2 separate regions of the Homo sapiens genome follow, and region 1 is linked to region 2. Evidence: read pairs that join two places in POLR2A ChIA-PET (ENCODE). Cell type or tissue: Panc1. All regions are shown on one strand.

Region 1 (4,000 bases), 160 kb before region 2:
CTCTCACCTCCACTTCAACAAAATCGGTCCCCTGGGACCCGTGCCTTGAATCTCTCAGCGAGACGCCTCCTTCAATGTACGGCTGCACTCAGACACAGCCCCTGACAGCAATTATCTTCCATTCTACAAGTCTGTCCGTCTGTCTGACTGGCTCCCACCAATGGTCTCCATATAGCGACGGCAAGTACCTTTTCATGCCCACCCCCAAGCTGGGCACACAATATTAATCAATGTCTCTTTGAATGAATGGACAGGGAGACGGGTACGAAGGCCAGCAGTAGTCAAAGGAAGCTTGGCGGTGAAGACGGGATAGGGCCAAGCCCTGAAAGGTAAGACAGAAAGACACAGGCAGGAGGGAACAGGCAGGGAAGGGGGAGCCACAAGCTGGTGGTGGCCAGAGGATTGTGGGTGCTCTACAGATGAACATCTTTTACGGCAGTAGATGACTATATGTTTATTTCAGTGTGTACTTTCTATATACAGCAATTGATATTGTTTTCCATTCATGGTAAGGACAAAGTTTCCTTCCTAAATAATTTAAGTTAAAAAGTGAGGAAACTTAAAGAAAAAATTAATAAATAACAGTTCTGGCATAGAGATTAATACAGCAAAAACCATGAGCTAACCTTAGAACACATTTTTGCAGGAAGGGAGTCCTCTCAACTTGGCCAGAACAGGGAGATTGAGGAAGTGAAGTGAAGCCTGCTAGGCAGGGAGGATGAGTCAGCTCAGAGGGCTCTGGGGACAGGCAGTGAGGCGGCGGCCACGGAGAGAGCATTTGTCAGAGCAAAGTGACCGGTTCAAGAAGGTGCAGAGAGAAAAAATACTCTACACTCTCCCTCCTGGGGACTTATCTCAAGGAAGGAAGATACTCAAAAGGAGGAAAAGAATACACACACACACACACACACACACACACACACACACACACACACGCCCGCCCACTGCAAGCAACAGAGAGCACAGTAAAGGGCTTGCAAATTGTTCACTTCTGTAATGCCCACAAGCACCCAGGTCGGGGGGTATTCCACAGAACCACAAGCCCAGGACAGACGGACTACTGTGCTTCACTCAACACTAGCACATCTTCCAAACTACAACACCGTCTTCACATGTCACATGTTAATGGCTGCATTCCATTCCATTGTGGCTTGAGCACAAGAGTTTGAGACCAGACTGGGCAACACGGTGAAACCCCGTCTCTACAAAAAATACAAAAATTGCTGGGTGCGGTAGAGCAAATCTGCAGTCCCAGCTACTCGGGAGGCTGAGGCAAGAGGACTGCTTGAGCCCGGGAGGTGGAGGCTGCAGTGTGCTGTCACCACGCCACTGCACTGTAGCCTGAGCAAAAGCATGAGACGCTGTCGCCAAAAAATAAAAAATAAAAAATAGTCCATTGCATAGATGTGCCACCATTTTTACCTACTGTTGGACAACCACTTTCTCCAGTGTCTTGTTACGATGATTCCTGTCCCTATGTACCCCATAAACATGAGCTACAGATCAAAGGGACCTGGGCTTGAATCTGGACCTTTCCTTAGATTTCTTCTTGAACTCAGGCCATTGGCATTCTGACTGTTCGACCCAATTGCCACGAAGCTCTCTCACAATGTCCTATTTGGAAAATGTGGTCTTTCCATGCATCACTGAAAAAGGATGTTCAAAGATGAGCTTTGAAACAGGCCTAAGTTTATGTGGCAGAAAAGACTCACACAAGAGTGTAGAATCTAGATTCTAGAGTGTTAGACATAGGACCTGATCCCAGTGCTCCAGTGGTTTACTGTGGGACCTTGGTCAAGCCCCAAACCCCTGTGAGCAGTAAAATTCCATGACACAGCAGAGGCTGAGGGCAAAGGCTTTTAAATTCAGAGCAGCTGGGTTCAAGACCTGACTCTGCCACTTATTGGCAATTTATATAAAGTCTAAATCTGTATCATTCTGAATTTACATAAAGGCCTAAATTCATAGGATCCCATGCTTAGAAGGATTCTGGGAAGGAAACGGAACGGTGCATGCAGAGGACCAGGTGAAGTGCACAAGAACCAATGCCACCACCTGGCCTGCCTTCCTAGCTCTGAGGCCTGCTGAATGCTAAGGCTGAGGTGTGAGCTGCTTGTACAGTGGCCCCCCTTTATCCTCGGGGGATACCTTCCAAGACCCCCAGTGGATGCCTGAAACCTTGGATAGTACCAAACCCTATATATACTGTTTTTTCCTACACATGCATACCTATGATGTTTAATTCATAAACCAGGCACAGTTATTATCAATAACTGATAACATCGAACAATTCTAACAACATACCATAATAAAAGCTACGTGCATGTGGTATTCTCTTCAAAATACTGGACTGGGGTTGATGGCGGGTGACTGAAATTGCAGAAATCGAAACTATGGAAAAAGGGGGGATGATTATACTTGTTCCAAAACGAGGCCCATCACCTAAGGCTTGGAAATCACTCTTTCCCCATTTGTTTCCCTTTAGATTCTGACATGTAATGAAATTCAAGTGGGAATTTTATCAGTTAACCCAATGCCTCAAACTGACACTGGAGTAAGTAGTCAAGCCTCTTGAAGCACTCGGAGCACAGACCCCAAGGGTGCAGGGCTGAGGATCCCACACTCACAGTATTTACATGTCTATGTTCTGACAATCAGTCACGTGATGGGAGGGCCCTTCGTTGGAACCATGGCAACCAGTTCTTGTCTGTTACGTCGAGAAATGCTTCCTCGGCTGGGCGCTGTGGCTCACACCTGTAATCCCAGCACTTTGGGAGGTCAAGGTGGGCAGATCACAAGGTCAGGAGATCAAGACCATCCTGGCTAACACGGTGAAACCCCGTCTCTACTAAAAATACCAAAAAAAATTAGCCAGGCGTGGTGGCGGGCGCCTGTAGTCCCAGCTACTCGGGAGGCTGAGACAGGAGAATGGCGTGAACCAGGAGGCAGAGCTTGCAGTGAGCCGAAATCGCTCCACTGCACTCCAGCCTGGGAGACAAAGCGAGACTCCGTCTCAAAAAAAAAAAAAAAAAAAAAAAAAAAAAAAAAAAAAAAAAAAGAAATGCTTCCTCAACAACCAATATGCATCTCACAGATAGTATGTAACCAAGATAAAAGTAGGATCCTTGAGGATATTCCCAGGATTCTCCTACGTGCTCTCCATCTGGAATACAGAAAGCTCAGAAACCATGGGCCATCAGCACACAGGGAAAACCAGTTCTGTGGCAGGCAAAAGGACAAGGGTATTCTAGTTAGAAGGTTGATAAACGCCTCCAGATAAAGTTATTAGAGGAAGGACAGATGAAATCAGTGTTTAAGAAAATGCGAGGCCTGTTTCCCAGGAATATTACCTAGTGCAAAGTAGGATGAAAAAGTAAGAGAGGTTGTCATGAACTGAGGACATGGAGACCCTACTCATCTCGAAGGCAGATGTTGCCATCTACAGCCTAGAGCTCTAAACCCTCTGAGGTTAGGGATCTCTTTCAACATCTCTGGGTGGCTCAAACCCTTGGGGCATGAACTAATAACCTGTCGGTTATGTAGGCAGGCAGCAGACTGTGGCCTCTGCTCGTCCCTGGCCGCAGGTGTAACACAGCCAGGGCAAGGAACCAGCTGGTCCTGAGTGTGAACACCAGCTTAGCCAATGACAGCTTTATCCTCATACTATGCTCTATTATTCCAGAGTCTGCCTGGATGTGTGCAGAGAAGAGGAGGAGAAAGGGAAGTGAGGGGCAGGACTATGCAGTACCCAAGGACTCAAAGGTGATTCCAGACCCTGACTACCGATTAGTAGTTACTATGTAGAGAATGAGGTTCCATTTTAGATGAAGAGCTGCAACTACTGCGCTTTCATTCTTCATTTTTTTTTTTTTTTTTTTTTTTTTTGAGCTGGAGTCTTGCTCTGTCACCCAGGCTGGAGTGCAGTGGCACGATCTCGGCTCACTGCAAGCTCCGCCTCCTGGGTTCACGCCATTCTCCTGCCTCAGCCTCCTGAGTAGCT
Region 2 (4,000 bases):
GGGCATTGGAATGAAAGTTCTCTATCTCATTAGCTGTTAGGCTTTAGGCATTTATTTGGATGGATCCCTTTGGCACCTTGGAAGCACCACTGAAGTGCTCTGAGAAAGGGGTCAGCTGTCTGAGGGAATAGTTCTGGATAGAGGCCACAGGAAGCACTGGCCAGTTGCTTTAGTTCTAGATAGCTTTGTATTCCCGCCTTGTTGCCCTTAGCGGAGGCTGGCCCAAAGCACACTTGATCTTGTCCCCACTCCCTGCCCCCATCTCAGATCAACCTTCAGAAAGTCCCGGCTTGTTGGCAAAGGCACACATTCTGTGTTACTCTTAAGTTTCATTAGAAATTCAAGTCCTCTGGGGCCCTGTTCCCTTGTGGGCTTGTGCAACTGACTTTGTTTCTTGTCTGCCTTTCTGGAACCAAATCCAAGGAAATTCATGGGTTTGGGGAGACAGCGATGGGAACCCAGCAGGGCACAGGATGCTAGGATAAAGCTGTGGCGCCCCAAAAGTGGCCTGCTCTGCCAACATACATAAATACATACAGTCTGAGCTTGACACTGTATAATTTGGCCCAGAACAATATGTATTTTGAGCTCATTTAGGTGAATGACTTTGGCATTCCATGTACCCACTAGGGGAAGCTTTATCAGGCTGCATTTGCCTTATGCAGAAGTATGCCTTTGTTCTGAGAAATGGCCTCAGAACACACTGTTGAGCTGTCTCCTTTAGTGAGTGTCATCCTCTCATCCATTTCAAAAGATTGCAGATGCCGTCTTGAAGTCCTGCTTGTAAGAAATGCAGGGGTTGGGAATGGAGGAGATGACGATGTAGTTTTGCTTTTAGTTTTCCCAAACCTGTTTACATTTTTTAAAAATGTAACCAACCCATAATTGCATTTTACTTGTCGTGGTTCGATCTGATTGTATTGTCGAAGGACTATTTTTGAACCTGTCCAAATAAACTCTGCAAAGTATTTCCACAAGGATGTGACTCCATGGCGCTTGGACAGCCTTTATCCTGAATGGTACTGAGACACAAATGTTTTCCTGTTGCGTGCTTTCTAATTACCTAAATGCAAACGGGGTGGAAGGGAGAAAGTGGAAATTCTAAGTACCAAAAGGAATGTTAAATTTAGAATAATAAGCTCATCTGGAAGCTATCACCACTTTTTTCTTAAAGTGCGCTGCAAGCATCGCTTCCCCTTGGACACCAAATCATGGTATTGGGGTAAAGACAGACTTGGGCAGGAGCAGGGGAGAAGCCCCATGTCTAATGAGCGGCCTCTGTGTGGATCAAGAGTGACAACTGTTCTGCTGTCAAGTGCCCTGACAAAGAAGAACCAAGGGAGAGGCAGGGCTGTAAATGATTTGGAGTCAGGGGACTGGATCTAAGTTCCCACTCTACCACTTATTTGCCAGGTGACCACGGGGAGTTGCCTTAACCTAAGGGGTTGTTGCAGGCTGGGCACAGTGGATCACACCTGTAACCCCAGCACTTTGGGAGGCTGAGGCAGGTGGATTGCTTGAGCCCAGGAGTTCCAGACCAGCCTGGGCAACATAGCAGGACCCCATCTCTACAAAAAACACAAAAATTAGCCAGGGATGGTGGCATGCACCTGTTGTCCCAGCTACTTGGGAGGCTGAGGAGGGAAGATCACTTGAGCTCAGGAGGTTGAGGCTGCAGTGAGCCATGATCATGACACTACACTTCAGCCTGGGTGACAGAGTGAGACCCTGTCTTAAAAAAAATTAAAAACCACACACACACACACACACACACACACACACACACTTATTTACGGAGCACATGGTCTTTGAGCTAGGCTAGGAGGGGAGAAGGGGAAAAGACACTGAAGAAAGAGAACTCTAGGAGCTTCCGCCCAGGTAGGAACATAGAACTATTACTGGGCATTTGCATTCAGGATAATTGGCTTCAATTGTTTGACCCTCACTTAAGGAGTTCAGAGCCAGAAAGTGGAGGTGGAGGAAGATGTCAAGAATTCTTGAAGGAGGAGTGGGCAGGTGATGAATCTTTACGGGGAAGAAACTGGGGCTAGAAAAAAAGAGCTCATTATCAACTGTCAATCAAGTCATCTTTATTCCCGGTCCATCCAGTTTGAGCTAGGCAGAACATATATCACGAGGCTTACTTTTTACAAGCTTATGATAAAAGTACTATTATCCTCATTTTATGGATGAAGAAACAGTTTTTGGAAGGGCAAATTAACTTGCCCAAGGACAAGTAGGTGAAAACAATGCAGGTGGAATCTGAACCTGATTCCGGAGGCCAGACTCTTACCTACTTTCTATGCTGGTCGAAAGCTGTTTAAAGTGGGGAGGGTCATTTCAAAGGAAAGCAGTTTGATCCAGTTTAAACCTGATTTGAGATACTTAAACTAGTTGAAATGGATCAGAGCCAGTTTCACTGAGTTTAAATTAGTAAGAATAAGTTGATCCAATTTGAAGTCAGCTGTATTTGTTTAAAAAAGTAATTCCTATGTCTATTTTCTATTAATCAGAAACATAATTATCAATCAGAGCTTTGGGTCAGCGTTGCTGATAAGTTTGGCTAAGTCCTTGCAAATGTAATAAAGCATCATGACATTTTATTGCAGTAGGCATCTTAAAATCTATACACTTTTCAATTAGATAATTAGATTTCTTTTTCTTTTTGTCTTTTTTTTTTTTTTTTGAGACAGGGTCTTACTCTGTTGCCCATGTTAGAGTGCAGTGGTGTACAATTTTGGCTCACTGCAGCCTTGATATCCAGGACTCAGGTGTTTCTCCCACCTCAGCCTCCTGAGTAGCTGGGACTACAGCTGCATGCCACCATGCCTGGCTAATTTTTGTATTTTTTGTAGAGATGGGGTTTCACTATGTTGCCCAGGCTGGTCTTGAACTCCTGGGCTCAAGCAATCCACCTGCCTCAGCCTCCCAAAGTGCTGGGATTACAGGCATGAACAACTGCATCTGGTCCTAAATTTATTATTTCTTATTATGTGGCATAATAATTTCTTATTACGTGGAACTTTCCCTTCTCCCTCATTTATTTAGTCATTTATCTATATCAGTATGGACTCATGGATTCTCATTTTATTCAACTGATTACAATCCATTATTATTAATATTTAACTCAAATTGTCTAGATTTGTCCAGTAGGGTCTCTTTCAAATGGTATCTGTATCCCTTTGACATATCCATTCCATTCTTTGAACACGAGCTATTGCAGACTCTTCTTGTATTTGCCCCACCCAGCCCTGGAATCAGCAATTTCTCCAAGGAGCCCTGGTTCCATTGAGTGGGGAGTGGTAGTTAGAAACCAAGCTCTCTAGGTGTGCTTGCTGCTGTTGGTGTGCCATTGCTTAGACACACCAAAAGCTTTGTCCACCTCTTAGCCAACATACTAGAAAATACGTGTGTGTGTGTGTGTGTGTGTGTGTGTGTGTATGTGACCTTGAGTTCATGCCTTCCTTCCATCCATATTTGTAACTCCCTTATCTAATAGTGAGAAATGTGGCTCTAGGGATTTGATTTTGAAGGAGCAGTATCTATAAATTAGGTCTACTTGGCTTCTGTGTGTGTGTATATGAGTATAAATGTGCTGTGATTCCCTCTCCAGTCTCTCCGTCTTTGTCTATCTGCACATGTATATGTCTTCCAGATTCCATCACTCTTTGCCCTCTAGTTTTTCTGCTGTCTGTATCTCTGATTGTGATCAAGACCTAGAGTACTTTTTTTTGTTTGTTTGTTTGCCTGGTGTTTTTTATTATTTTTTATTATTATTATACTTTAAGTTTTAGGGTACATGTGCACAATGTGCAGGTTAGTTACATATGTATACATGTGCCATGCTGGTGCGCTGCACCCACTAACTTTTTTTTTTTTTTTTTTTGAGACAGAGTCTCGCCACGTCACTTAGGCTGGAGGGCAGTGGCGTGATCCCAGCTCACTGCAAACTCCGCCTCTCGGGTTCAAGCGATTCCCCTGCCTCAGCCTCCCAAGTAGC

The links. ChIA-PET counts read pairs that join two places held together with the same protein. Peaks named below come from ENCODE experiments on the same cell type or tissue, not always from the same donor. Only the 100,000 strongest peaks of a DNase experiment are listed, where the experiment ranks them.
Region 1: POLR2A ChIA-PET joins it to region 2 with 6 read pairs; 12 of 35 experiments call an interaction of 5 or more read pairs at or near these places.

What each region holds. Positions count from the first base shown.
Region 1 is chr1:19,468,851-19,472,850 of GRCh38, forward strand. All of the region lies in intron 1 of CAPZB (capping actin protein of muscle Z-line subunit beta), which reads right to left. Among named protein-coding and RNA genes, the nearest start is that of CAPZB, 15 kb to the right of the region's middle. RefSeq lists enhancers at 198-988, 989-1,778. In Panc1, no CTCF peak of the experiment used is centred here; no DNase peak of the experiment used is centred here; H3K27ac peaks cover 3,282 bases.
Region 2 is chr1:19,628,844-19,632,843 of GRCh38, forward strand. The region is part of intron 1 of MICOS10-NBL1 (MICOS10-NBL1 readthrough); the gene reads left to right. MICOS10 (mitochondrial contact site and cristae organizing system subunit 10) reads left to right here. Exons shown (of 4, transcript NM_001032363.4): 4 at 1-977. Among named protein-coding and RNA genes, the nearest start is that of NBL1, 13 kb to the right of the region's middle. RefSeq lists a silencer at 18-218. In Panc1, no CTCF peak of the experiment used is centred here; no DNase peak of the experiment used is centred here.